Linked DNA regions of Mus musculus: all the other regions are linked to region 1. The links are chromatin loops, found by intact Hi-C in ENCODE. Cell type or tissue: heart. All regions are shown on one strand.

Region 1 (4,000 bases):
GCAGCTGGCGCGGGTGCCCTGGCGTTGGTGCTTGGGAGGCCACTAAGACAGCTGCTCCTTAAGCGGGAGGACAGCCAGCTCAGAACAGGGCTTCTCTGTCTTGCCTACCGCTTCGCTTCACACCAGGTCTCTGGGCAGGTGACCTTAGTACCAGATGAAACTGTAGTTGAAGTCTAAGAAGCAGAAATGTTGTAATTTTAAATATGAATTATTAAGAATCACTTAAAATCATTTCCATGAGTTTTGTCTTTCTTCCTTCAGTCCTGAATGATGTGTTTAAAATAAATAAATAAATAAATAAATAAATAAATAAATAAATAAATAGGAGATATGTGCTATGAGGTGTGGTGAGGTGTGGGAGAAGGGAATGTCTCAGCGGGCCCATGCCGAGGCATCCCTTCCCCATGAGGGACCAGCCACAGGTATAGTATAGTATAGTATAGTATAGTATAGTATAGTATAGTATAGAATAGAGTTTATTCAGGGCATGGGGAGGGGAGTTAAGAGGGCAGTGGAGGCAGAGAAAGGCAGAGAGAGGGAGAGTAGAGAAGTAGAGGAGTAGAGGCCAGCCATGAGCACGTGGAGGGGGGCGGGGAAGAGGCGAGGGGACAGAGTGGGAACAAGAGAGCAAGAGAACAAGAGGGAGAGGAGTGGGCAAGCAGCCCCTTTTATAGTGGGTCAGGCCTACCTGCCTGTTGCCAGGTAACTGTGGGGTGGAGTTTAGACAGAATTCTGACGCTGAACCCAGGACCTTATAAATGTTAGGTAAGCACTCTACCACTGAGGTACACCCCAGACCTCTAAGTCAGTTTGGAAATGCCCAAGATGGATGGAAAAAAAATCTACCTTAATTTTAATTTAGATTTAATGGAGGATGTATACAAGTCCTAGTTTTCAGACATGGTCTCTCTCAGCTGTGTCCCCTTTCTCACTAAATCGTATCTTGGTTTGAGGTCTTTATAGAGACAATGATGATCATTCCGTTCTGGGACGTCAAAGTCCGTGAAACACAGTGAATGAATGAAACCAGGTGATCTGGAGCCATCCGAGGGGCATGGGCCACACGGTAACCGGTAACATCACGAACGGGTGGCAGGCAGTGGGGAAAAAACAAACCAACAAACAATCTGGTTTCGCTGTGCCAAGCTCCGAGGCAAGCTTTACAGGGGGTTCTTAGCCTCCCTTGGCACAGATTTCTGTTCAGTTGCTAAGCAGTCAAGCCCCACCCCATGACGGAAGCCAAAGGCCAGACAATAGCTTTCCTCTTCACCCTGAGCCTCGCTGGGCTTCGGTTCATCTCTGACTCAAGAGGAAAAGTTTAAAACATTGAGTCACCAGTAGAAAGCTTCCGTAGCATTCTGGGGGAAACAGCAGTGTGTTGAGGAAGGTCCCCTAAAGCACCTTGCGGACCGTGGTTTCAGATCTACACAGGGTGGAAAATTTTGCCAACTGAGTTCTATTTCCTGTGTATGCACGAATGGTTTCCTCTCCTAAAAGTTTCCTATCACTGGGGCTTAATGACCCACAGTCAGCCCGATGTAAACACATTCACTGAACAGAGATGCTGTGGAGGAGGGGAGCTTGCTTCTCTGTCTCAAGCAGATACCATTGTCTGTGACCAGATCGCCCCAACCAATCACAGTCTCTCATCAGGTTCCTCAACAGGGTCACAAATCCCAGAACACTGTCTGAGGGATAATGTTCTTGAAGCATCCTTCCTTAAGTACAGATGAAAGCTGATCCCATCCCCGTCCCCCAGCCCCCACCCCACCCCCCAGCCCCGCCCCCGCCCCCGTAGTACTGCCTTAGGGAGTAGTAGGGTTGGCCCAGACTTTCCCACAAAGGTCTAGATGGCATCAGTACTGGCTACTAGAAAGGAGTTGGTACAGTCCACAGAGTCACAGATAAGACAAGGGAGGCATTGAACTCTGGCATAATTCCATTTTTAAAATGTCCTGGCAATAAGAAAGTCCTGTAGAAAGTGTAAACCTTATGTACTGATAGGTTGGGGGTGGTGGCTCAGTGGTTAGGACCAGGTTCAGCTCCTAGCACCCACAGAGCAGTATTCGGCTCCAGCAGTAACTCCAGTCCCAGGGGATCTGACACCCTTTCCTGGCTTCTACAGCACTGCATGGATGTGTGCACAGGCAAAATACCACACAAACGAAATAAATAAAAGTTTAAAAAAGTTATGTATTAGTTTAGGGCTGGTGAGATGGCTCATTATCTAAAGGCTCTTGCCACAAGCCTGACAAGCCTGAGTTTGATCCCTGTGTCCCATATGGTGGAAGGAGAGAACTGACTCCTGCACATTGTCCTCTGACTGCCTTATGCTTGCTTGCATGCACACACACACACACACACACACACACACACTTCAGGGCTAGAGAGATGGTTCAGCAGTTAAGAGTGCACACTGCCTCTTTCAGAGGATCCAGGTCAGTTCCCAGCACCCACACCTGTAACTCCAACTCCGGAGCAACCAGCGCCCTCTGCTGGTATCTGCAGCTACCTGCACCCATGTGCCCATCCCCCCCCACAGACCCACATAATGAAAAATAACATATTAAGTTCTCTCTCTCTCTCTCTCTCTCTCTCTCTCTCTCTCTCTCATGAAGCAGATCCCTTAATAAACTTACTGTGGCACAGCCAAGTACTGTTGACAATCGCCTTTTAATGCATGCTATGAGCCTTAGCTCTGCAGACACTGCAAGGACAGTCACCCAGGAAGCAGCCTTCACAAATGTGGTGATAAAAAAGGTCCCTTGTCACAAATCTAGCTCCTCTTATGCTAAGTATGACTGAGTCCCTGGTACCATGGATACAGGACAACAAAGAACTATGCAAACTGGGAGCCTCTGAAATCTACCAGAGCAGGGTCAGGAGACAGATTAGATGACAAAGCAGACTCGGTTACTGCCTCTGTCTTACAAATAATCTTGTTTCTCTTTCACATAACCCCGAAGCTCAGCGAAATGCCAACCTGAGATGCTTAACACTACATTCATTTTAAACCTTTTCCCAGACTAAGGGTAAAAAAAAAATTTGAATGATCATCAAATGAGGTCTTAAATATGGTTTGAAAATGCCATGACTTTTTAACATTCAAACTCAGCTCCGCAAATCACCCGTGATTGACATTTTATTCCATCTCATGGCTGCTAATTAAGAGACACAGATACGAGCAGCCGAGATGAAATCAGCAGGAGCTGCAAGCCATTCTTAAAATAAAACGCAACCTCGATTTGCTTAAATCCTAAATCAGCACACACGGGGTGCCTACCATGTCATTCACATGGACTCCACTAGGGGGCAATGGATGATTGCGTCTACAACTGAAGGGCGCTCGTGATGGCTGCTATCTATGCACTTCAAGTGTGGCAGGCACTTCACACAATGATCAGAGCTGCAGTGGTGACAGGTAGGGAGCAACCAGTCATCGCTCCCAGCGTGTCTGTCAGAAGGATAAGGTGAAATGGGTCATTTGCATTTCCAGCAATCAGCTTGCTTTCTAATGAGCAGCCGGTGCTGCCTGGACCGGTTCTGGCTTCCCTCTCTGGCGTGTGCTGGAAGGCAGTAACCAGGCCAGCCCATACCCAGGAAAGCATCCAAGAAGAGGCAGAGGCAGAGGCAGGGAACTCCACTAACAGGGGCTGGCTGCCACAGGACACCGAGGACATAGAGAGGCTTCCCTCTGCCTCACAGTCCTGCCAACTTCCATTTGGGGAATTCCAGCCTGGAGGCTGTGTGGCCCAAATCCAAGGCACCGTTCCCGTACTAGTCTTTATGAATGGTGCTCCCTACAGCAGGGCAGCGTATTGCTTGTCTCCGCTTCCACCTCGTGGGGCTTGGGTTGCAGATCTCTGTAAGATTTAATACGTCGTGTGCGTGTGTTCGTGTGTGTGTGTGTGTGTGTGTGTGTGTCCCCTGTCTGCTCTCTCTCCTCTTAAGAAAAACCTCTGTTTGAAAAGACATTTCAAGTACCACAGAGAGATGGTGC
Region 2 (4,000 bases), 710 kb after region 1:
GGAGAAAGACCAAGTGGAGGCGCCATGTTTATTTTGTAACATGAAACTCTAGTTTCATGAGACCTGCCTTACTCCCTCAAAGATGGATGCTAGTCCCCAAGACTGCTATGGCCCCATGACCTATTCACTTCCTACAAGGCCCTATCTCTTCAAGGTCGTCAATACCAGGACACCACGAACTAACTTCCAGAAGGTGAACCATTGGGAGAGACGTTTCATCCAAAGCTGGGGGATCCACTTTAAAATCTCATGTGCTTCCTGTTCCCCAACAGCCTTCAGCGACAGCCCCTGCATCCTCTGACAATCCTTGACTGAGTCACTGATGGTGGTGGCTGTAAAATACAATCCCTTCACTTTTCATAGACCTGTGGGCATTTAAAAGTCCAGCTCATTATCAGCTACTGACTGGTAGATGGTCTGTAGGTCAGTCTCAGCCCCTCTGAGCTGGTGTCTCCACATTTCTGACACATCCCACTTAATTCCTGCATCACCTGCTTTTTGAAACAACAGAATGTTCAGGGCTCACTGTGATGGTTTGTATAAGTTCGGCCCAGGGAGTGGCACTATTAGAAGGTATGGTCCTATTGGAGTAGGTGTGTCACTGTGGGTGTGAGCTTTAAGACCCTCACCCTAGCTGCCTGGAAGCCAATATTCTTCTAGCAGCCTTCAGAAGAAGATGTAGAACTCTCAGCAGTTCCTGCACCATGCCCGCCTGGATGCTGCCATGTTCCTGCCTTGATAATAATGGACTGAATCTCTGAACCTGAAAGCCAGCCTCAATTAAATGTTGTCCTTGTAAGAGTAGCCTTGGTCATGGTGTCTGTTCACAGCAGTAAAACCCTAACCCTGTGTTTATCTTATCCCAGAGTCAAACACGCTCGGACATCTTTTGGTGAGAAGGACAGATCAAAAACAAACATGAGGCCTGAGGGCCCTTGGGAATCAAACAAGGCAAACAGCTTCGTTGTGGGATACAGTCGGAACTTCTGCTTCTCTTTCTGGCCTTCACATTGTCTCCTACAAAGTGGTGGCCCTCAAGGTCCTCACAGGATTCATTCACTGCTGTCCCAGCTTCTGCCATCCCCTGGCTGGGGCAGAGACAGGGAAAACACAGCATCTGAGGGTCTGGAAGTGGCTTGGACTTATGTCCACTTTGCCTTGTTGCTGAATAAGGCTTTGGTTTCTCTGTGTGCCAGGGGTGGGGCGGGGCGGGGGCAGTGGCAGCTCAGGAGGGGGATTGGGAGCACATGTCCTAGACTGTCCAGAGGCCTGAGGTGAGGGAAGTTTCTCTGGCTTGTAGGGCTGGAATTAGCAGATGAAGTTTCTAGAAGATATTTTACCAACTCACTAAAATTCCGAAGCCTGTTACTTCTAAAAAAAAAAAAAAAAAGGCTGTCAGGGTATTTACCCACTTCCCAGGGTCTTTAGAGGAGACGTCAGGAGCCGGCATATCCAGTGTTTGGCACGGGTCCTGATCTGGTGGACGCTGTGTGAAAATGCCATCTGGGTTTGTGGTTGCTTTACGGAGGGAGGGGTCTGGGGAAAAGAAGGAAGAGAGCCGGTTGACATAGCTGTCATTTGCTGGCTCGACATCTCCTAACCAGGTCAGCCCTTCCACAACTGAACAACGGCTTTTAAAAATTTAATTACTTTTTAATGAAGTTGAAGGGAGACTTTGGAGCCAGCTACCTGGCACCTTCGTGAGATGAATTGGTGTCACAGCGGGAGAGATGGATGAGTGAGGAGATGAGGTTTCGCTGAGCACAGAAGGCTGTGGAGGGGAGGGAAGGCAGGAGGCTTGCCTACAGGGAGCTAGCTAGAGCCCACATCCCTTGGAGGTTACAGGTGTCCCGGGCTTCAGTAGATAGAGTCCAGCAACAACAGGGTTGGTCCTCTGACTCAAAGGTTACCCAGTCAATGCTGATTTAGTGAGTCTTGTATTTGTAGGCTTTATATTGCTATGATGGAAGACCTGAGGCTCCTAACTTAGAAAGAGAAAGGGTTATTTTGGCTTATGGTTCTGGAGATTCGTGTGTAAGACCAGGAGCTGGAGAGCACAGTGTAGCATGTCAGCGGCATGTAGCAAAACAAAATGTAAGTCATAAGCCAGGAAGGAGAGAGAGGAAAAGAGGGTGGGGAGAGGGAGAGGGGAGAGAAGAGGAGACGAGGTCCTATAACTACCATTAAAGAAAGGTTCACCTCTAACGACCTAATCCCCACTTGAATCCAGCTCTTGAAGTTTTCAGTCCAACCAACAGCGCCACCTAGAGGCCAAGAGTTTATACTGTAGGGCTTAGGGGGAAATGGTCCAATCCAGAGCCTCTCAGGTCTCTTAAGTCATCTTGGGTGGCTCTTCTCCGAAGGTCACTCCCAACATCTGATCTCGTGTGATTCTAGGGCGTCCGCTTGCTCTCCGGAGGCGTGTGGCAGACCGAGGGAGGCTACCTGGAACTGGCAGCAGCGTCTCCCTGGAAGCAGGCAGCCTCAGTCCCTCGCGGAGGGTATCAGGAGGATCCTCCCCCATCTAGGATGAGCAGAGTGCCTGTCTGAGGACAGAGGGTCACAGGGGTGCAGCTCTGGGTACCTTCCTTTGTCTCTGCCCCCCTCAGCCCTCCTTCACACCAAAAGATCTGATCCATCTCAAGGGTCTTGAAGTCACAGCGTCACTTCCTCCGTGCTGCCCTCCAACGTGGGCCATGTACGTTGTCACTGGACACTGAACCTGTGGGTTGGCTTGCCTCCTGGCCCTCCGTGGCCTGTTCTGCAGCAGCCTTCTCAAGGACTGTTGGGTTGCAATGCTTGCCCAGCTTCGGACCAACCCCGCCTGTGATTTTGTTGGACTGGTGGCCTGGATGGTCTGCTGTGGATGCTCTAAGACTCGTGCTTTCTGGGTGGTTATCCGAGTGGCTTAGGAGCAGCTCAGAATTGCTTCCCTGGAAGGGTCATCCAGCTTCCACAACTGCCCGGCCTCGCCCTGCCCGACCTGCCCCACCTGAGCCAATCTAATCTTGGAGTCAGCCTGGCCTAGGGTAGCATTCTTTTTGCCCCTGGGCTGTTTTTACTGACTCCCACCCTCTGTGCTTTCTCATCCCTGGGGGCGTGGGCATCTCTTTTTGTAGCCCAGGCTGGTCCCAATTTCAAGACCCTCTTGCTTCAGCATCTTTAGTGTGAGAAACAAGACCCCTCACTCTGTAATAATAAATTTGAGAGAGTAGGAACACAAAAACAGTCTCTATTTTACAATTCTGCAGAAATGAATATCAGCCAAGCAATGAACGGCTGGCACATCAGTTTGATACAAAGGGTACCCCCCCCCCCCAAGCCTCTGATTGCAAAAGAATTCCTCCCCCTAGGCTGGTACTCCAGAGAGTTGTAACCTTCAAATTCCTGTAGCATGGCTCCCTCCCCAAATTCCCCATCCTATTAGTTCAGGAGTCAAAGCCTTACTTAAGGTATTTTTATTAAATGTATCCTTATTAAATGTATTCTTATTTAATGTATCCTTATTTGATGTATCCTGGAGCCTAAGAGCCCCTCCTTTTCTGACCTTGGGCTCAGCCATGCAGCCGACTTTTAAGCCCAAGGATGAACTGAGGGCACCCGGACAGGCAGCTTCCAGCCACTGGCCAGGGAAGTCAGGTGCTGAGTGCCTCCTGCAAATCTGTAGTTCTCTGATCAGCCCTAAATACTTGAATGGGCACCGGGGTTCTGGTGTCATGCTGACTTGCCATGCTGGTTTGGTGTGTTTCCCACCAGCTGGATTCATCTTGTCCCTTGCTTGCTGTGTTGGTCAGTTTTCTGTCGCTGACAAAACACTGAGAAAGTCAGCTGATACAGAAGGAAAGGTTTGCGAGAGCTTGTGCCCATTTGGTCCTTGTCCCACTTTGCTTTCTGTTGCTGAGATAAACACAGGGGCCGGAAGCAACTTGGGGGAAGGAAGTCATTTATTTCTTTTGCAAGCTACACTCGGTGGGCATTCAAGGCAGGCATTTAGAGTAGA
Region 3 (4,000 bases), 130 kb after region 1:
CTTGATGATAATGGACTGAACCTCTGAACCTGTAAACCAACCCCAATTAAGTGTTGTCCTTATAAGAGTTGCCTTGGCCATGGTGTCTGTTCAGAGCAGTAAAACCCTAACTAAGTCATGGATTATCCATCACTATCCAGGGTTCAGTGGTCTTGGCGGTGTTGAGTTAAACAGAACAGAATTTTCGAATCCTCAGTACAGTCCTGCATGTGAACTGCAACCAAACTCAGCTCACAACCTTAAAACCTAATTGGAGAATTTATAACTAACCACTGAGTGTCAGGCAGTCACTTCAGCTGAGTGGCCAGCCAGTCTCCATGGTTTGCCCCAATCTATGACACTTCCCCCTTTTTTGTCCACATATGGGATTCAATCACACACCAGCCCGAGTCAGTCTGACCTCTTCTGGTCCTGTGAACTGATTCTCCAAAGGCTCCTTGCTCCGTTCATCACCTCTAAAGGTTTTCTTTGAATCCAGGCTTGCCAAGAATTTTCCTGAGTCTTGATAAACAGCAATTAAGCCAGAGAAAAAGTAAATAGCTTTGAGGGGAGACAGTAGGGTGAGTTAGAGGCAAACCAGATCAGGAAAGGCTCCAAACAGCCCCACTCCAGGGAAGTCTTTGAGAGGGTTCAAGGGAGTTCTTATCTCCACTACGGTTGTACCTATTGAAGTCAATATTTGGGTTAAAGCTGTCTGGCAGTGTCTAAGTCAAAGTTCCTATTGCTGCAATGAAAAGGCAATTTGGGAAGAAATGGTTTATTTGGCTTATACTTCCACATTGCTGTTCATCATTGAAGGAAGTCAGGACAGGAACTCAAGCAGGGCAGGAACCTGGAGGCAGGAGATGATGCAGAGGCCATGGAAGGGTGCTGCTTACTGGCTTGCTCCCCATGGCTTGCTTGGCCTGCTTTCTTATAGAACCCAGGACCACCAGCCCAGGGATGGCACCACCCACAATGGACTGGGCCCTCCCCCATCAATCACTAATTAAGAAAATGCCCCACAGGCCTACCTACAACCTAATCTTACAGAGAGATGTTCTCAACTGAAGCACCTTCCTCTTAGAAGACTGTAGCTTGGGTCAAGTTGGCCTAAAAGTACCCATACAGGGCTGCATTTTAAAGTTTGGTCAAAGGTTTCTGAACTGCAGCTTAAGGTGACATGGAAGTCACTTTGTGATAAGTTACAGAGCCTTTGCCTGTCACCAACAGCCAGCCAGTCGAACAGCTCAAATAAGACAGACACAAGCAGTGACTGTCAGATTGTCTCTATGTCAAGTCCGATTTCTTTATCTTACTTCCTTTTCTCTGGCTATAAATACAATCTGCCCTCTTGGTCAGCAGCCTGAAGCTAGAGCCACAAGAGACACCAGTCAAGATCTTCAAGAGTAGATTTGTTGTATTCTCTTCCATATTATTCCACCAACATCTTCTACCCCTAACCCTGCCTGGGTTTCATTGTTTTCATTATATGTATATGAGTGTTTGCCTGCATGTATGTATGTGCACTGCATACTTGCAGTGTCCATGGAAAGCCAGAAGAGGGCGCTAGATCTCTTGGCATGGGAGTCACTGATGGTTTTGAACACCCACATAAGTGCCGGGAACCAAACCTGGCTTGTCTGCCAGAGCTGTCAGTGCTCTTAGCCACTGAGCCATCTGCCCAGCGCCCTGTATTTTCTCTTTTGACATCCCCAGGTGGATGACATCTGTTGCAGAAGAGAAAACACAGCCAAGATTAGAAAAGAGACCGCACTCAGAGCATAGTTTCCCATTAGTGGGCAATTTAAGGCTCTTAACATTCTCTTGCAGGGCCTCAGATGTCTGGGTAGAAAAATCAAATCCATAATTGTTACAAAATCTTACTTTTTTGTTATCTGATACAATTGACACGGCCCTTTCATGTCGACATTATCCAATTTAACACAATAATACAGAGTAATGCATTTGGGAAGAATAAAATGCTTAACACATGTGGGGAATTCTCTCCCGTCTTGGAAGAGTGCTCTGGGTGGTTCGCTATTGTTTAGTTAAGACAGCTCCGACGTGGCTCCTTATCTTGTGTGGACTGAAAGGCGATCAGTCATTCCTGTCAGAATGTGAGGTAAGGCAAGTGCCACTTCAAAGGGCCCACTTACCCAGTGGAAAGAGTTGAGCAGAAACAGAAAGCTGAATATAATTTCCTCCCTGCGCGGCCAATCCATATGGCCCCAAGCAAGAATTTCAGACCCATCTGTGGGGAGAGAGAGACAGGAATAAGAAAGTTAACTTTTCTCGCTGTGGTGTTTGACAGCCATTTCCTAAACAGCCTATGGAAACGACCTGGCCCTCTAAAGATAAACGGGCTGAGAGGAAGTTGCTTTCCTCCCTGTGAGGCAGGATTGCTCAGTTATGAGTCAATGTCTTTTTATCCAAAAAGAAGGTTCCAGCAACACAAGATGATTATATATGGACATTAAGCCGGGGTAGTTTCTGTGCTGCCTCCCTCCCCAAACCCCATCCCGGACACACTCTCAAGTATTTCAAGTACAAACTGTACAACTAGAAGATGCAATCAAATGATTTTACCACCCCCAACCCCCGACACACACAGAGCTGGCCAGGCAGCAACCACAGATCCAGGCTCCTCCGCAGACAGGAAAGCCGTAAAGACAACAGCAATCGAACACACAATCGAAATACAAACGAATGCCACCCACCCCACCCCCACTCTCCCCACTGCCTGGTGAGTACCCCCACCTCTCTCCCTGCATCTCCTCCTCCCAGAGTTTAGTCTAACTCCCAGGAAGGGGCCACATTCTCTTAGCTTGCCCTGCTGAGATGAACAAGCCGCAAATCCACACACAAGCATGATCTACGTGTAGCCCACCAAAGACACCCAAACATAATCCTGTGAGTCAAATAATGTCAAATATAAATTTTCTTTTAAAACCAGAGGGGATCCACAGGTGTAATCTACTTAAAGAAAGCATTGTCTGGTGTGTATTTCCAGTCCACCCCACAGCTGCTCATCCCACAATGCACCCTAAACTTGTTCAAACACCCAGTTCCCAACCTCTCTCTGCCTGTACCTCATCCTATGCAGTTTTTATTACAGAGCTGTGGCTGGACAAGGGTTAAAAGTTTCTTCACAGGGCTGGAGAGATGGCTCAGAGGTTAAGAGCACTGACTGTTCTTCCAGAGGTCCTGAGTTCAATTCCCAACAACCACATGGTGGCTCACAACCATCTGTAATGGGATCCTATGCCCTCTTCTTCTGTGTCTGAAGACAGAGACAGTGTGCTCATGTATGCATAAAATAAATAATTTTTTTAAAAGTTTCTTCATGTTTGGGGGAGAAATTAAGGCACACTGGGCTTGACCGTGGTAGAATAGGCTTCTGGGTGGAGGGTGGGGCAGTCATAAGGCATGAGGGGAAAGGATTAAAGGAACTTTGAGTTTCTTCCATTCTGGCTAGGGAATCTGGCCCTCAACTCCTGTCTCCTCTAATCCATCAACCCAGGAACAGTGACCGACCTCATCAAAGCCTGAGTGCTCACTGAGATTTCTGGGTGAGGTGGTGGCAGCACAGAGGAAAGCTTTAAAACACTTAGGGGATGTCGGGAACTGGAGAGATGGCTCAGCGGTTAAGATGGCCTGGGTTCAGATCCTAGCACCCACATGGTGGCTCATAACCATCTGTAATTCCAATCCCTGGGGACCTGGCACCTCTTCTCTTGTCCTTGGATACTAGGCAGATACCGGTACACAGATAGATGCAGACAAAACACCCACACACATTGATGTGTTTATAAAAAGATAAAGAGAGGGGGATATGTTCTATGGATGTGTGGTGAGGTATGGGGGAAGGGTGTGCCTCGGCCGGCCCATGCTGAGGCATCCCTTCCACCTGAGGGAGTAGCCACATGACAGTATAGTATAGAATAGAGTTTATTCAGAGCATAGGGAGGGGAGTTAAGAAGATAGTAGAGGTAGAGAAAGGCAGAGAGAGAGAGTAAAG
Region 4 (4,000 bases), 190 kb after region 1:
GGGCTGAGCTGGCAAGGCAGCGACAAGCAAAAAAGTCTCACGGGTTTTCCATGGCGCCACAAACTGGATACAGGGCTCCTGTCTAAAGCCGGATGAGGCTTCATCCATTGAGCTGCTGGTCCGTGCAGCAGTTTATTTAAAGAAGCCACATAGAGTCCAGGTCCGGGTGAGTGGATTTTGGCTTGCCAGCAAAACCGGAGACAATATCAGCTCATGTAAACCCTCTGTGTCCTGGTAAGATAGAGTGGATCTCTTTCACACTCAACTAAAGAAACCGAAGCTCGTGTGAGATCGCACCGATAACAGAAAGAGATTCTGGGGATGAACCCTGAGCGCTCCCACGCTGCCTCGGCCATTTCCGAGCACAGACACAGATCTTCCTGCTGTCCTGCCTGGGATCATAGCCCCAGTTCTGCCTCCTTGTTGTTGTGTAACTCTGTAGGGTGGCTAAATACGTCTGTGCATCATTTCCTATGAGAATAAACATAATACCTAGGGTGTGAAGTTGTCTGTGGATTAAATCAGTCTGCATTCATGAAGGTTGGGGAATGTCACCATATGCCCTTAATCTTGCTTCTCTTTTCTGCATAACTAAGTTTTGCCAGCTCTGGTCTCTACACGTCTAACCCTTATAAGCCAATTCAGGCTATTTTAGCACTAAAGAATTTCCACAGCAGAGAGGCTGTCTGCTTTCTCCCAGTTGGACATGGTTAGGCGATGCCCACATTCAAAGCCACTCCCCGCAGAGGGGTCGGAATGACTGTGGGAGCCGTGACAGTCTCCAGGTGACACGGTACCCTCTAGCCTCTGCCAGATGGGTGGTGGGAGACACCCCCGCTACTGATACCCCCAGGGTGACCAACACAGAGTTGCCCCATCCTCCAAGCGTCCACTGTGCCACGGTGATGTGGTGTCTAGCAGGCAGCCTGCACATAGCACCTTCCAGCATACTGAACGGAGCCAGCAATTGGGTTTCCTTGAGCAGTCATGAATTCATGAGATGCTGGGATGGAGGACAGATTTGAAGTAGAGGTTAATGGAGACCCCTATCCCCAATTCTCAAATCTCTGTTGCTATCCATCATCTACCTCCTCACACCTATACCCGGAGACTCTATACTCCTCGCCTCTCTCTAGTCAGAGGGTCTAACCTGACAGAAAGGCTTCATGGGGCAGCCATGAAGCCCGCACTCTTGTGATATGATATGTATGGAAAGACACCCCCACCCATTACCACACCTTGATAGCTGGTCCCCAGCTGGCTAGCTGGTTCCCGCTGCTAACTATGTCACATTGAGATCTCCTGGGGAGACTCTAAGATGGCAGGAGAGGCACGTGGCTGAGTAACTTCCCTGGAGGACAGAGGAGAAGCTAGCCACCCAATCCAGGATCTCAGAAGCACACACACCACCCATCAAAGGTCCCTGTGATGAGCAGACATCCTGAGCCCTGAGGCCTCTCCCTCCTCTGAGGATAGCCGAGTCCTATCTGGCTACTTATACTGGATAACTACTATGGGTACTTCCTAGATTGAACCCTGAGACTTCCTCAGACTGAGGAACCACATCTAGCTCAATGTCTTGTTACTGGGCATCGTGTACTTCCCGAAATGGGAATCCTGTGCCCAAAGCAAGGCCTGGGCAGCCACCACCCACCTCCGCAGATCAGTCCTCCCACTCCCTGCTCAGAAAAGGTGCCCTTATCCATGTTAGCGGGTCCTCTACTTGATAGGGAAAAGATCATGACAGGAGCCTGCAGAGCAGAAGTGGACTGTAGGCAAAGCAGCATCAAGGGGATCGAGGCCAGAAGAGGCAACGCAGGGACTATGAGATCATGAGGACACCACATGGCAGTTTGTAACCTACCAATTACCTGAGTTTCTTGCCTAAATGTGCCTCATTCACATAGACCCTAAAAACCATCCTCACAGAACGATTAGTCGGGCTGGACACAGAGAACAGAGATGCCCCAGCTCCCTAATTAACCTTTTTGCTCCAGTACTGGACATGCCCTCAGGTCATTAGAGCGGCAAGAGAGCCGCATGTGGGTATTCTGGGAGTGGCCACTAGATGGCGCATCCGCCCTGCCAACCCCGGAGCACTGTGTGATGGAGCCTTACCCTTTAATGAGCAAGCTGCTCCCTAAGGACCTCAAGGCAGGGAAAGCCGCAGCCTCCCACCAAATGTTTCAGGTTTGCTTATCCTCAAGCGTGAGAACATTTCCCCAGCACCACCTGGCAAAGTAAGAGCCAGCCGGATACAGAGGGACTTTGGCACACAGATAAACCACCCACCCTGCTGCCCTCCCGGCTATATGTGGATCTTGCTATGGGTCTCAAGTTTACGTAGATCAGAGATGCTGGAGGTTTAAGCAGGAGTGGTGTGAAGGGCTAGGGCGATGCTCGGCGGTAGTGAGTATCCCGCCTGGTCCTGGGTGTGCTGCCCCCAGAACCGACAAGAAGAAAGGAGATGCCATCGCTATGCCGCTACTCAGCACATGGCCAGCCAAACTCCTCCGGTGGTGGCTTCGTTTCTCAGTCTCACATGGAGGCTCACACTTGTCAAAATGTGAGTTATGTGAACAGAATAAAAAGGGAGAGAGACAGCTCTTCTTTTCTTGGTCCATAAAGCAGATTCTGAAAGGTTTGCACCTCCTCCATAGGACCCAAGTTCAATTCCCATCACCGGCATGTTAGCTCAAAACCATCTGTAACTACAGTCCCAGGAGATCTAGTGCCTTCTTCTGGCCTCTGTGGACACTGCACGTAGGCGGTGCAGACACCATACACCACATCCGCAGGCCAAACATCCACACGCATAAAATAAGACAATAAAGTAAAAATAGAACCATGTGCCTTATACAGGGTGTTCGGGAACAGACTGAGCTGGGCCCACGGTTGTATCTCAGAGCTACGGGAGGCCGCAGCAGATGCAGGATGCTATTAGGATTGTGGCTTTCCTACGTTACACAGATGGTGGAGGGGGCCTGCAGGAGAGAGGCCTGTTTCCTGGCCTCCAAAAATACTGCTCTCCTGAGCAACCGATCTCCCTTTATATCACTTGCTCATCCGTTTCCCTTGTTCCGATAGCTCCCAGGGCTGGTGGCCCACTGGAAGGACATGTCTGAGTCCACACGTGGATCTTCCATTACCGGTACCCCCTCCCGGCTCCTGCTGTGAAACACAGGCCCTTCCTTTTTACTGTACTTTCAACTTCTGTTGTGCGTCCCTTTAATAAGCTACCTCAAGTCCTTTCCAGAACAGAACAGAACATACACAAAGCAAAAGAGGCTCTGGAGACCTTTTCTCTGTGTCCTTAGGTTACCTCCCCAGGAAAAAAATTTCTAAATTTTCTGCCAGACTTCCCAAGCGGTGACATTTTCTATAACGCCTCTCCTAAGAGTTGCCGCTCATTTGGGCGGCTCCGAGTGGTGAGGTCTTCTACACAGTTTGAATTTTGCGTGTGATACACAGAGCCCTCATTTCCTGATTTTCAAAAGGCAGGATGTGTCTTCTAATTTCCCTCGGAGGATTTAGGTAGCTGGCTGGGGAGAAGAGATTCACACGTTTAAATTTGGTGCATCGGGAGGTTTAAGTAGCCGTGTGACAGTTTGGATCTTAATTGACTCACAAAAACTCTTATGTAAAAGGCATGGCTGCTAGGCTTGGGTCTGTCTGTGGAGAGATGCTGATCTACTGAGTCTGGTGGGAGGAAGTGAGGTCACCGGAGGTGTGTCCTAGAGCAGAAGACTGAGGCTGCAGCCACTCCCAACCCTCTCTTCTTTCCTTCCTGGCTACAGTAGGCAGCCTTCTCTCTCTCTCTCTCTCTCTCTCTCTCTCTCTCTCTCTCTCTCTCTCTCTCTCTCTCTCTCTCTGGAGCTAAGAGTTCTACATCTTGAGCCAAAGGCGGTCAGATCCCATACTGGGCAGAGCCTGAGTAAAGGAGACCTCAAAGCCCGCCTACACAGTGATGTACCTCCTCCAACAAGGCCACACCTCTTCC
Region 5 (4,000 bases), 340 kb after region 1:
CTAAGAACAAAATGAAGTTGCGCTGACAAGATACTAACACCTAAGTTACAGTTACCATCTGGTCTACTTTGCTCTGAGGGAAAGAGATGTGTTGCTTCTGTCATTCTGCATTCATTCTCAGAAGAGAAACCTGCAGACTCCTAAAAAGGGTGTTGAGAAAACTTTTTATCTGCCTGAGGGTCTAGGTAACTGTGTGGAATAAGGTTCTTTCTCAATATGGAGGTAAAAATGAGAAACCTTCAAGTCTGCTTTCCTGTCAATAAAGAAGTCAAGGCATATTCGAGCATGGTGGTTGATGCACGCCTTTAAGCCTTTTAATTCCATTGCACAGATCTCTCTCAATAGAACTACTGCAGATTTCTGTGAGTTTCAAGCCAGCCTGTTTCACACAGTGAATTCCAAGCCAGGAAGGTTTATATAGTGAGACCCTGTCTATGGAAGGAAGGAAAGGAGAGGGAGGGAAGGAGAGAAGGAGGGAGGAGACCCATTAAGATGGTAGTAGAAACACTAAACAATATTAAGAAATTCCCCCTCCCCAAAGAATATTCAAGTTTTAAAATACCAGAAGTAGACTCTTGGGGTTTTTCAAGCACTGTATTATACACAAAACCCCGGGGTGGGTCTCAAATTTCAATTTGTCTAGGAATAAATTACCTTCATTATCTTTTCTCCAAGTGTAACTGCTAGCTCCTCCCTGTACAGTATCTAAATTTTGGCATCTTTTGGGTTTCCAAATACAGACTAGAAAGTTTGTGCCGTCTACTCACTCTCATCTCCCATGTTTGCACAGTAGGCGCCATCTAAACTCGTGAACGAGGCTTTGGAAATGTTTCGAACTTGTCTCTCTTTCCATTCATATCACTGTCAAAATGACAGCTCCGCTTCAAACCACCTATTTAATCCAATCTGATTGTAGGAAGTCCGCCCAAACAGCTCAGTACATCCTAAAGATTATGACATGAGCTTATTTCAAGGAGAACAACCAAGGTTTTCCAGTGTTCATCTCCGGCACTTTTCCTCTTACCTACGCCCACCACCGAGCCCCCACCTTCAACGTAGGTAAGTCGCATTCCGGAGACCTTAATGGGAGATATCAGCCCAGAATAGATCCATTTAGCAGCCAATCACGAGAGGGATTTAAATTTAATTCACTGCATGTGTAGAAACTATTACAGGTATTCAAAGGGCCTGGAACCCTTCGGAGCTTTATCTCTCGGCTCTGCATATGAATTTTCAAGGCCAGCAGACTTAAGCCCCAGCGAAGGGATAGGCTTTACAGAGCCCAATACTGCTTGGTACCCAGTCCAGCTTCCCGAATTTGAGACGGATGGGTCCACGCGAACTGAGCTTCAAAAGCCTACCAAGGAAGTCCAAGAGGCGCGGCGTTCCGTTACCCAGCCCATCTCCACGCTCTTCGTGGGGCGGGCACAAACTCTGGTTTCTCTTCAGCGTTTACCTCTTTGAGCCTAACCGGAACCTGAAGACCCAGCCTGCACCTCCATCCTCCACCTTGCCCACCACAACCTCGTTCCTACCCCATCTTTTCAGCGCGCCAACGACCCACCCCGGGCACTCCAGCCGTCCCAATTTCTACTTCCCGAGGGAACTACTGTCTTCCTTACCCTCCCGAAGTACGCTCCTTCTTCGCATACAGTGGACCCGAACTCCTCTTCCAGCTTGAGGTCCCCACCATCTAACCGTAACGTTCAACCCACGTTCCCTCGGACGGCTCCTCCCCCACAGCCCTCTCCGCCAGGAAAGCAACTTCCGCCTGCGAGTCCGCCGCCCAAGAGCTACCCCACAAACACTTTCCTGCGGCAGGCAGCCCTGCTTGAGAGCACGCGGGCAGGGCCGGGGAAGGGGAAGACCAGAGCACTTCCGGCAGGGCTCCGCAGAGGCGTGGCTTGCCCGCCCAGCAGGCGCAGGCGCAGTGGGAACTGCGGCGACAGGGCGGGGCCCCTCGCTACAGAGCCTGCAAAGTGTGAGTCGGGAGGACGGGGGAGGGGGAGGGGGAGGGAGCTGGAGGGGGTGGGGCAGGCTTGGTTCTGGAAGCTGCTGGAAAGCGCTGGAGTGGCGGAGGTGACGCCAGAGGCTAGGGGGCGGGGCGTGATTAAAATTAGTGCGCGGCCTTCAGCGGAGGGATTACGCGGCAGAGGAAGGAGAGGTCGCTGGGCGGCTGCCTGCCTGGCGCGCAGGCGCAGTGATGGGCCTCCCTGGCGGGCCGTCATGGCGGACGCCACGACGGGCTCCCATAGTTGGTTCTTTTCGGCCCGCGCGCCACCACCCTACGTGTTCACAAACGGTTACCACACACGGAGCTGCCCCTCCCTTCTTCCCCAAACCCATCCTTGGAGGCCACTTTTTCTTTCTTCCCTCTCTGATCTGCTCACGGTAAGGGGGGTAGCGAAAGACGAGCACTTGACCCGGGGTGGCACTGAGCAGCCGACCCGCGCATCTCAGCAGCCGCCCTGCCTCCTTGAACTTCAGAGAGGGGAGAGCTCAGTTGCTAAGTTTTAAGAACTGCCTTCGTAGAAAGGTCATGTGGTGTCAGGGAGGTCATGACTGATCGCGTCCATGAGGACATCCTATTCTTGGAGTCCTTTGCATAGACTGTTTCCGTGGCCTGGGACTACAATTTGGGATTTTTTCTGGACCTTACAGGAATCATGACTGGCATTTTGGATTGCGGTCCTGTAGGGTTTCATTAGTGGTCTTAAACGACCATGTTCTGGCAGAATACTGATAATTTTGGTAGCGTGCAATGGGGGAAACAAGTCCGCTGTAGGAAGAAATTATTCAATAAAAGAATTTCAGTTTGTGGTACTTAGGAATGGAAATCGCTGAGCGTTCCAACAGAGACTTTGTTAGGGTTTTTTTTCTCCTCTCTCATGACGAAAATAGACTGGTTAGGTTTTGCTTTTTTTTAATTTTATTTATCTTTGCATTTACACTACATACTGTACTGGTATATTTGTTGTAAGATCAAACAAGTAAGATTTCTTTTTGTATGGATTATGAGGTTTTTGAGAAAGTATTTCTTCCTGAGAGAGTAGCCAAGATTAATAGGATTGTTTTCTTATTCAACATGCTATTTCCATTTTTAGAGTGGAGTACACTTCCCCTCCCAATAAACACTTGCTGAATGTCAGCTCATAAATTGAATGATCTAGTTGGTTCAGTTAAAATGTAACCCGACTTTTGAGGTGTAAAGCAACATCCACAAACAACTAGAATAAAAATAAAAATGGATTATTGCTGTCTTTAATGAAAAATTTATTAAAACAAAATTTTTGGCCAGAAAAACTTAATAGTGACAAACAAAATGAAGATGGAATATGGCGGGTCGGGGAGGGGGGGGGAGAAAATTCCCAATTTACTTCAGGTTAATAATAGTCCCCAGCTGAGAAGATACCATGTACTTCTGTGTATTCTTTCCACAGTATGCAGAGTGCCTGTTTTTATATACATTGGTCCCATAGAGAGTATAGTTAACCTCAGTAAACTAAAGTAGGTTTATCTATTTCCACTTAGAAATTCATATTCAATAAATGGAAGCTTTTATTTAACTAATAATTAATTAAGCTGCAATAGGAATACAGTGCTCTGCAGATCATTTTGTGAGCTCTTGTTCTTTTTTTCTGTTGTATTCCTTAACTGAAAACAAACCTTTAGCACCAACCTGGGATATAAATGCTACCTCTAAGCCAGGTATGGTGGACACCTCTGTAAGCCCAGCACTCAGGAGGACCTTGGGTGGAAGCCAGCTTGGGCTATATAACAAATGAGTGCTTAGAGTTGAGACTTGTCCTAAAATCAAACCCTGCGGTGGTTGTGTATTCTGGTCTCATTGACAATTTACTGGACTGCAGAAACGACTTCCATCAGTAAGTTATTCTCCCTGCAGTAATGAGGGCCTGAACTGGAAGCCCCAGCACTTTGATAAAGCTTGGCCCAACTGTATGCATCTGTTATCCCAGGCTGGGGGAGGTGCAGATCTGTG
Region 6 (4,000 bases), 72 kb after region 1:
TTGCCCTCTCTGGTAATCCTCTCTGGAAATGTCCCCACTGACACCAGGCCCCAGGCTCCACACCTGCATTCACGGCTGATGTGGTGGGACATGAACCCTAAGGTGTTCCCTATAGGCCAATGCCAGCATACTCCGGCAACTCTTAGTTCTGGCTATCAGCTTCCGTTTCTCATTTTCTGCTGGTTGGTTGCCTCCCACCAAAAGCAGCCTGCTTTGCTTCTCCTGCCTTATAAAGAAAGCCCCAGAGAAAACCCTGTCTCTATCTCCCCTCGTCCTCTGGCTAGTAAAGTGCTTCTCAGAGAACCTCAAAACTCTGCATAATGGTTGTGTCCCTGCGCTTTGCAGTACCCCTTCGTGATTTATCAGCTGCAGAGCACAGTTAGGGACATCATGAATGTGTCAAGATGTACAGGTTCTCTGTCCAGATGCTGTTGATTACACCCTCATCCTGATGTTTAGCATGCGTCTGCCCCCAGGACATAGTCTGGAGGCAGAGCCATTAGAGTTGACTAACAGTGATGTTTGGGCAAGACAGAATGAACCACATGATATACATTGTATCTCTCTGTGCAATGGTAGCAGCTGTTGAGACTCGGTGATTAATAGTGTTCACAGTCCGGCACCAATCCTCACTGGCTGAGATCACAAAGACAATTTGACACATCAGCTCTCACTGACTGGGAACACACACACCCCCACCCACCCACCCCCACACACAGACCTGGCGTACATGTTCCTGTTGGCTGAGAACATTCCTGAGTGCTGGGTTAAGAGAGTCCTTAATTAGGAGCTGGAGAGATGGCTCGGCATTAAATACACTGGCTACTCTTGCAGAGGACCCAGCTTTGATTCCCGTCACCCACATGGCAGCTCAGAAACACCTGTAACTCCAGTTTCCAGGTCTAACGCCCTCTATTGATCTCCATGGGTACCAGATATATACCATGTAGCATAGATATACAGGCAAAATATCTACGCACATAAATTTTTAAAAAAAGCCATTTAAAGTCCTTAGTACTACTTCAGATAAAGGGAAATTTCATATCTGTATATGTGTATACATTTACAATAATTACAAATTATTTTGCATTGCTTTTAATTTTTTAAAGATGTATTTATCGATGTTAGGGTGCAGCAGCACTCATCTTTAATCCCAGCACTTGGGAGACCCAGGCAGGCAGATCTCTGAGTTCGAGGTCAGCATGGTCTATAGAACAAGTTCTAGTACATCCAGGAATACACGGAGAAATCCTGCTTTAAATTTTTAAAAACTTATTATCATTTCCTGAGTATGAGTGTGAGAGTGTGTGTGTGTGTGTGTGTGTGTGTGTGTGTGTGTGTGTGTGTGTGTACATATCTGGTGCTTCAGAGTCCAGAAGAAAGCATACAGTTTTCTAGAACAGGAATTTTGAATGGTTGTGGGTTCTGGGAACTGAACCTAGGTCCTCTGCAAGAGCATCAAGTGCTCTTAATGGCTGAGGCAATGGAAGCCATGGAAGACAAATCAAGTGTTGCATGGTGTATGTTCTTCTGGTTCTTGAATCTACATCTTCTGACTCATCTACCTGCTGACAGACTTCCAGTCGCTGTGCCTTCCCATCTACTCCTATGCCTTTTCCCACCACAGAGTCCTGCACAGGTCCCCGCCCAGGCTGCAGCATCAGCATCACAGGCTGCAGCATCAGCACCACACATACAAGTTAGAAAAGTTGAGTGTTTTCTTTCCTTCTCTCTCAGTCATCAGCATCCATTCTACCACCTCGTCATCTGCCGGACGCCCCCTGGTGGCTCCAACCCAGATGGCAGCTGTGTAAATGAAACCCTTTAACAATAGAACAGACAATGCCAAGAACAAACAGGAGGATCTGTCGCCTCCATCCACTAGGGAAGACAATTGGAGATATTTCTTTGGGCTGAGCTCCCTTTGGGTAGGAGAGGGAATTCTGATGATAAGCAATAATGATAAAAGACAGGAGGTTTTACATGTCCAAAATATGATCATAGCCTCAAGCACTTGTACAATAACCAAACTGTAGGACCAGCCCAAAGGTAGATCACTGGATAAATGGATGGGAAAACTGTGGCATACCATGTAGTATTACCTAACTGTGAAATATCCTGATGCTGCTCTAACATGGGGAACCCAGAAAGTCATACTAACTGGAAGAAACCAGACACAAAATCACACAACATGATCTCTCATGGAGAATATCTAGAATGGGTAATCCATAGAGATTAAGGGGGGAGAGGCTGGAGAGAGGGCTCAGTGGTTAGAGCACTGGCTGCTCTTGGCAGAGGACCTGAGTTCAGTTCCCAACGCCTACATGGAAGCTCCAAACCACCTATAACCTGGAATGCACACGGCACACATAATAAAGTCAAAGCATTCATACACATAAAATACATACTTTCCTTAAAAAGCAGACTGGTGGGTATGAGGGTAAGAGAATAGGAAAGAAGAGTCACTCTAACGGGCAGGGTCTCCTTCTGAGATGAAGAAAATACAAGATGGAGAGGTAGGAGCAAAGTTAACATGCATGTGCCAAACACTGCTGACTTGTTCGCATTGTAGCAGCTAAGTTTATATTAAGAACTCTAGGGACTAGAAATAGGGACATGTGAGACCGTAAAGAAGGGGCAGTCTGAGGAGAAGTGTGCTTCTTAGCACCGCAGACAGACAGACAGACAGACAGACAGACAGACAGACTCTGCGAGGTCCTTACAGGCTCAAGATGGGGTTACAGCCAGTAGACAAGTAGCTAGTCTCTTACTTGACCAGGGTGAGTTTTGTGGTTCCATACTCCTCTTGAAGTCCCGGTTTTTACCATATTTTCTTTAGAACGTAATTTCCAGGTATACTCATCGTGGTACTGGGACTCATTCAGAATAGGATCGCCAATCGAATAAGTAAATCCTAGTCTTCTGGTGCTCTTTGGGCTATAAAAACAAAAGGTAGAAATTAGAGTAAGGGACAGTCTTGGTGTCCTTTCCAGATATAGTGGCAAAATACTTTGACAAAAACCTCAAGGGAGAAAGGGTCTCCTTTGCCCCACAGTTCAAGAGCACAATTCCTCTTGGAAGGTCAAGGTGGCCAGAGTCTGAAGCGGGCAGCCACATAGCAACCAACACCCAGAAACCCGAGAGTAATGAATGCTTAGTTCCCGTCCTCCATAACACAGTTCAGGAACCCAGCCAGGGGAATGGTGCCACCCACAGTGGATGAGTCTTTCCACCTCCATCAATGCAATCAATGCATTACAAGCACACCCCAGACCTGTTGTTGAGTTGAGTCTATGTATTATCAGGTTGAGAACTTCAAAGAGACCAAGTACAAAATCTCACAGTGATACTCATGTCAAATTGTTTTTTGTGTTATACAATTTTAAAAGAAGATTTGCAGGTTTAAGATTTGATGCCAGATGTTGTTGAATATTCAGATTCCCCCTTAATAAAATCAATTCTGTAAGTTAGGACAACAACAAGACATAAAATGAAAAGGACAATTACAATCTAAAATGTACCTGAGTGATTTTTTTTAAGAGTTGCATATTCTTATTACAAAGATTATTTCAATGCAACTGAATAGCTGGTGAATGAAAGCAGTTCTCTAGAGAGATGATCTTATAGATTAAAGGGAAAGGTGTGTGAATTAGGATATTAGTTATCTTTTAAACATTTTAAAGATAAGATTTTTACTGATATATGTGTATGGATGTTTGGCCTGCATGCATGCATGTATGTATGTATGTGTGTATGTATGTATGTATGTATGTGCACTGTATGCAAGCCTGGTGCCTGATGAGGCCTCAGATTCTGAGAATTGGAGTTACAGATGGTTGTGAACCTCCATGTGAGTTGTGGGAACAGAACCCAGGTCCTCTGGAACAGCAGTGAGTGTTCTTAACCACTGAGCCATCTCACTAGCCCTGGATGTTCTACTTCAATAGGCAGTGTGCTTACATATAAAAATAAATAAATATTTAAAAAAAGAATATGCAAC
Region 7 (4,000 bases), 110 kb before region 1:
CCCAAATTAGATTTGGATTACTAACGCTCGCCCTGTGGATTACTCTCTAATCCAAAGCCTTACTCACCGCCTCCTCCACACTCTCCATCTTGTCTCTGTTCTGGTTCTATGTATCCCCTTTCCTCTGAGAAAGCTGTCTCTCTTCATCTTGTCAAAGCAGGTGCAGTGTGAAGGCTTGGCCTCTCCTTTTCCTCAGCGTTTGTACTCCAGTCAGCAGTAACTTTGTTTCTCTTATCATCTTTATTTGACCTTACAGAGAATCTTCCAGATGGCAACCTACCTCATCCATTTCCTTTAAACTCTACAGGCATATCATAGACCTCTTAGGGTTACATAAAAACTTTTAAAAATTCTAAAGCAGATGATATATCGGGACAGAAATAAGTGTGCAGTGAAATTTAGGATTGTAGGAGGCTGATGACAGGTAGAGTTCTGTTTACTTTTGGTTGTGCATAATGCCAAGTTCCCTATCCTTTGTGACCTGGTGACTCTGTATTAGCACCCCAGGTATTGGGAGAGGGCACTCAAGCTGCACACAGATTATCAGATATTCCTTATATGTGTGAACAGGGCTGATACTTGGGCTGAATTGTCAGAGGTGTGATTTTAAATAGAAATACCTGCCGCTGAAAACTGCGGGCTGTGCTTTACTTATGTGGGAATTTCCTCTTGTCACCTTAGAAACGGCCGCATGTGTGCTTTTTTTTGACGTGTGTGAGACGTTTGTTTTATATTACTTTTAGGTCAGTCATATCATTTGGATCAAAAAACAGAACAATTGGAGTTGCAGCCAAAAACCAGGTACGTTCATCTGTCTGTCAGGGAATCCTGGGAGGGCGGCAGGATGATGTGCTAGAGCTTAATCTAGCTTTAAGTTTTAAAAATACGGCTTGGAGCTTGCAAGCTGATGGCTCAGCTGGCTCAGCCATTAAGAGCACTTGTTGCTCTTTCAGGGTTGGTTCCTAGCACGTACTAGGTGGCTCACGGCTGCCTGTTACTCAGTCCTTAACACTCTCTCTGGCCTCCTCCATGAACCAAGCACACACCTACATGCAGACATGTATCTGTGCACCTTCAAATTCAAAATAAGGAAACCTTTAAATTTTACGACTGTTGGGTGATACCTTACCACCCCACCTTGTTCCTGTCTCTTGTTTCTGTTCCATAGGTTTTTAGTGGCAACTTTACTTTTGGGTATTTGGCCTTCAATTTAAAAATTAGGTAGGTAGGTAGGTAGATAGGTTGGGGGTGGAGGGGTTCTCACTGGCTGGCCTGGAACTCCCTCACAAAGGTCTGCGTGCCTCTGCCTCCTGAGTACTGGGATTAAAGGCACATGACACCATGCTTGGCTTAAACATTTTTAGATTATAGACATTTGATTTTTTTTTTTTTTCCTCCCCTGTTTGTAGTTTCTCAAAGGCTAGTGAGGTTCAGGTTCCTTGTAGAGGGATTTGTTGCCCAGCCTGACTTGAACAAGAGTTCTATCCCTGGGACCCCACATGGTAGTGGGAGAGAGCCGTTTCCAGCAAAGTGTTTTCACAGTTGTTTTTGTTAGTTTGCTTGTCTGACTCATGTCGGTTTTAGAAGGTTAGCATGGGCATACCTGCCACCCTGCTTGCTGAGTTCTAGCTACTGCTGAGCTGGAGAAGATAAAAGAAATAGCAGTCTCCAGGTGCTGCCAAGTTTAAATGGCTTCAGAAGTTTAACCTCTAATGTTCGGGGTTAGTGAGAAGCCTACCTTTGAGTGAATGTACTCTGAAGTGGGACTTGTTTACTCTAGAGCTGTGACCCAGAGGTAGATTAAGAGAACACTGTCTCAGAGCAGCTTGGCATATTTCCATCCTGAGTTTCATGCCCATATTACTGTGTGTATCTGAGAACACGACCACATTCTGGGGAACAGGTTGCTGAGTGAAGTACATCCTTTAAGGAGCGTGCCCAGCAGTGTTAGAGGAGTGTGAGTTCAGTGACTGTAAGATCTGTGTGCCGCCCTCTCCAAAAAATATGCCATTTATTATCCTCACCTCGTCTACCCCCGGCATGGCTTAGGCTCTAGAAGAGACACACAAAGTCCTCATCCTGACAGTGCTCCAAGGCTCACTGGAGTTGGGATATTGAGCTTATGTTTATTTGGGGGAGAAGATGGGATACAGCAATACAGTTGCTGCAGAGTTTTAGAGTTTTGGAGACAGTTGCGCCGTCTTTTCCTTTATCTTGCAGATTTTGAGATCTGCCCCAAAGTCTGATGACACCATTGCCTTTCCTTGTGGCATTTTCCATAGAAGAAAGTACAGTAGGAGTATCCATTCATGGAAAATCGAGGACTGAGGGGACGTTAGGTATACCTCTCCCAGAGACGGCTTGAGTTGCAACAATGACTGTAATTGCTGTAGGTACCGGAGATGACAAAATCAGAAAAAAGTTTAAAATTTACTTTTTTTTTTTCCGTTTTGCAGCAAATCACTCATGCAAACAATACGGTCTCTAGCTTTAAGAGATTTCATGGCAGAGCATTCAATGACCCCTTCATTCAGAAGGAAAAGGAGAACCTGAGCTATGATTTGGTCCCAATGAAAAATGGTGGCGTGGGAATAAAGGTAATACCACTGATCCCCAAGCTCTGAGCCATCTGTAGAGGGGAGTGCTCACATCTTAGGATTTTAGCCCAAAGTAATGGGATACACTGGGGTCCTTTCCTTTTCGTTTGGCTCCTTTTAAAGTATAGTTAATATAAGCTGTTTTCTAAGAAGTACTCCACTGGTAATGCATTTCTGTAGATTAATCTGTGTTTCTTGGTTGCTTTAGTATTAAAAAAATCTAAGTAATGATGTCTCCAAAGTGGTCAGACAGCCCTTTGGCAGCATGTGCCAAGCAGTAGAGCAACAACCAGACGTCCAGCTAAGAGCAGTTGTCTGGTCAACACGAGTCTTGGTGATTCAGCCCTAACTTTCCCTCTTCATCTCTAGGGAAACGCTCTTCCTCCTTTCTTCCCTTTCTTTGTTAGTTCCTCTTTTCTTTCCAAACAAATTTTGTGGAGCAGGGTATATGCTAACAGTTGGATGTTCATATTAGCGTTTCGCTGAAGTGTTAAAGTATTTAAACATTTTCCACCTCATTGTAGGTCATGTACATGGATGAAGAACATTTCTTCAGTGTGGAGCAGATAACAGCCATGCTGCTGACTAAGTTAAAGGAAACTGCAGAAAACAACCTCAAGAAGCCAGTGACAGACTGTGTCATCTCAGTAAGTAGGGCCCAGCCAGGCAGTGTACTTGCTCTTAGAGTTCCTGTATTTATTCAGTACTGCGTATGCGCATACCCTTTCCTTACCAGGGTGCTCTTAAACTGAATATTCTAAAGCATTTCAAAGTAAGCAGGAGTGGTAAGTTTAGGTAGAAGCTACAAAGGTTCTTGACTGTAGAGATAGGCAGTGCACCAGGGGCTCCATATGAAGCTTTCTAAAAACACAGGGTAGCTGGGTTCTCTCTCCATGGCAGTTGGCTGCTCTAATACCAAAAGTTGGTATTCTTGAGCTTTTCACAGTGAAAGAACTCTTCCCTCAGTTGAAAACCAGTGCTTTGGGAATTGTTGTTATTATTTAATTAATATTTTCTCAAAAAGGCAGCTCTGAAAGTCAAGGAAATTGCTAGAAACCAAGTCTAAGTCTCTGTTTCTGTTTTGGGGCTGGCAGTCACTGTTGGGAATTTATTAAGATTGTTTGTGAAGCAGTTGGAAGCACTGTGTTTAGAGAGTGAACCTTCATCTTTGCAGGTCCCATCCTTCTTCACAGATGCTGAGCGAAGGTCTGTGCTGGATGCTGCGCAGATTGTGGGCTTGAACTGCTTGCGGCTCATGAATGACATGACGGCTGGTAAGGAACGGTGTTTGCTGGTGCTCGATAGAGGTTCCTTTTACTGATAGCACTTTTACAGTGGAGAAAGACTTAAGTTCGTGGATAAGCAGTCTCTTAGCAGGTTGTGCTTAGAACTAGGTGTATTGA

The links. Hi-C counts contacts between places; a loop is a spot of excess contacts. Peaks named below come from ENCODE experiments on the same cell type or tissue, not always from the same donor. Only the 100,000 strongest peaks of a DNase experiment are listed, where the experiment ranks them.
Region 2: a loop joins it to region 1, with 4 times the contacts of the local background. A loop is called at or near these places in 13 of 42 quality-filtered maps.
Region 3: a loop joins it to region 1, with 2.3 times the contacts of the local background. A loop is called at or near these places in 2 of 42 quality-filtered maps.
Region 4: it touches region 1 in a loop (3-fold over the local background); 4 of 42 quality-filtered maps call a loop at or near these places.
Region 5: it touches region 1 in a loop (2.8-fold over the local background); 6 of 42 quality-filtered maps call a loop at or near these places.
Region 6: it touches region 1 in a loop (10-fold over the local background); 17 of 42 quality-filtered maps call a loop at or near these places.
Region 7: it touches region 1 in a loop (2.8-fold over the local background); 7 of 42 quality-filtered maps call a loop at or near these places.

Annotation. Positions count from the first base shown.
Region 1 is chr5:149,524,095-149,528,094 of GRCm38, reverse strand. All of the region lies in intron 1 of Gm15997 (predicted gene 15997), which reads left to right. It also overlaps a transcript of Wdr95 not described here. Among named protein-coding and RNA genes, the nearest start is that of Wdr95, 2.6 kb to the left of the region's middle. In heart, a CTCF peak has its summit at 2,483 (motif pointing left); DNase peaks (open chromatin) are centred at 1,234 and 3,624; H3K4me3 peaks cover 1,267 bases; H3K27ac peaks cover 1,962 bases.
Region 2 is chr5:148,810,516-148,814,515 of GRCm38, reverse strand. No RefSeq gene overlaps it. Among named protein-coding and RNA genes, the nearest start is that of Gm36405, 3.2 kb to the right of the region's middle. In heart, a CTCF peak has its summit at 2,265 (motif pointing left); no DNase peak of the experiment used is centred here; H3K27ac peaks cover 561 bases; H3K27me3 peaks cover 634 bases.
Region 3 is chr5:149,390,341-149,394,340 of GRCm38, reverse strand. It overlaps a transcript of Medag not described here. Among named protein-coding and RNA genes, the nearest start is that of Medag, 19 kb to the left of the region's middle. In heart, a CTCF peak has its summit at 1,536 (motif pointing right); no DNase peak of the experiment used is centred here; H3K4me3 peaks cover 867 bases; H3K27ac peaks cover 2,567 bases.
Region 4 is chr5:149,334,133-149,338,132 of GRCm38, reverse strand. No RefSeq gene overlaps it. Among named protein-coding and RNA genes, the nearest start is that of Gm35704, 12 kb to the left of the region's middle. In heart, no CTCF peak of the experiment used is centred here; a DNase peak (open chromatin) is centred at 2,142; H3K27ac peaks cover 359 bases.
Region 5 is chr5:149,182,429-149,186,428 of GRCm38, reverse strand. It overlaps Uspl1 (ubiquitin specific peptidase like 1), which reads right to left and starts at 1,869. Exons shown (of 9, transcript NM_001115149.1): 1 at 1,623-1,869. In heart, a CTCF peak has its summit at 1,814; DNase peaks (open chromatin) are centred at 1,818 and 1,998; H3K4me3 peaks cover 3,480 bases; H3K27ac peaks cover 2,846 bases.
Region 6 is chr5:149,452,231-149,456,230 of GRCm38, reverse strand. Tex26 (testis expressed 26) reads right to left here. Exons shown (of 7, transcript NM_029464.2): 3 at 2,772-2,937. Among named protein-coding and RNA genes, the nearest start is that of Tex26, 15 kb to the right of the region's middle. In heart, a CTCF peak has its summit at 1,790 (motif pointing left); a DNase peak (open chromatin) is centred at 1,780.
Region 7 is chr5:149,630,631-149,634,630 of GRCm38, reverse strand. It overlaps Hsph1 (heat shock 105kDa/110kDa protein 1), which reads left to right. Exons shown (of 18, transcript NM_013559.2): 2 at 744-801; 3 at 2,457-2,597; 4 at 3,122-3,244; 5 at 3,772-3,871. Among named protein-coding and RNA genes, the nearest start is that of Hsph1, 3.7 kb to the left of the region's middle. In heart, no CTCF peak of the experiment used is centred here; no DNase peak of the experiment used is centred here; H3K4me3 peaks cover 416 bases.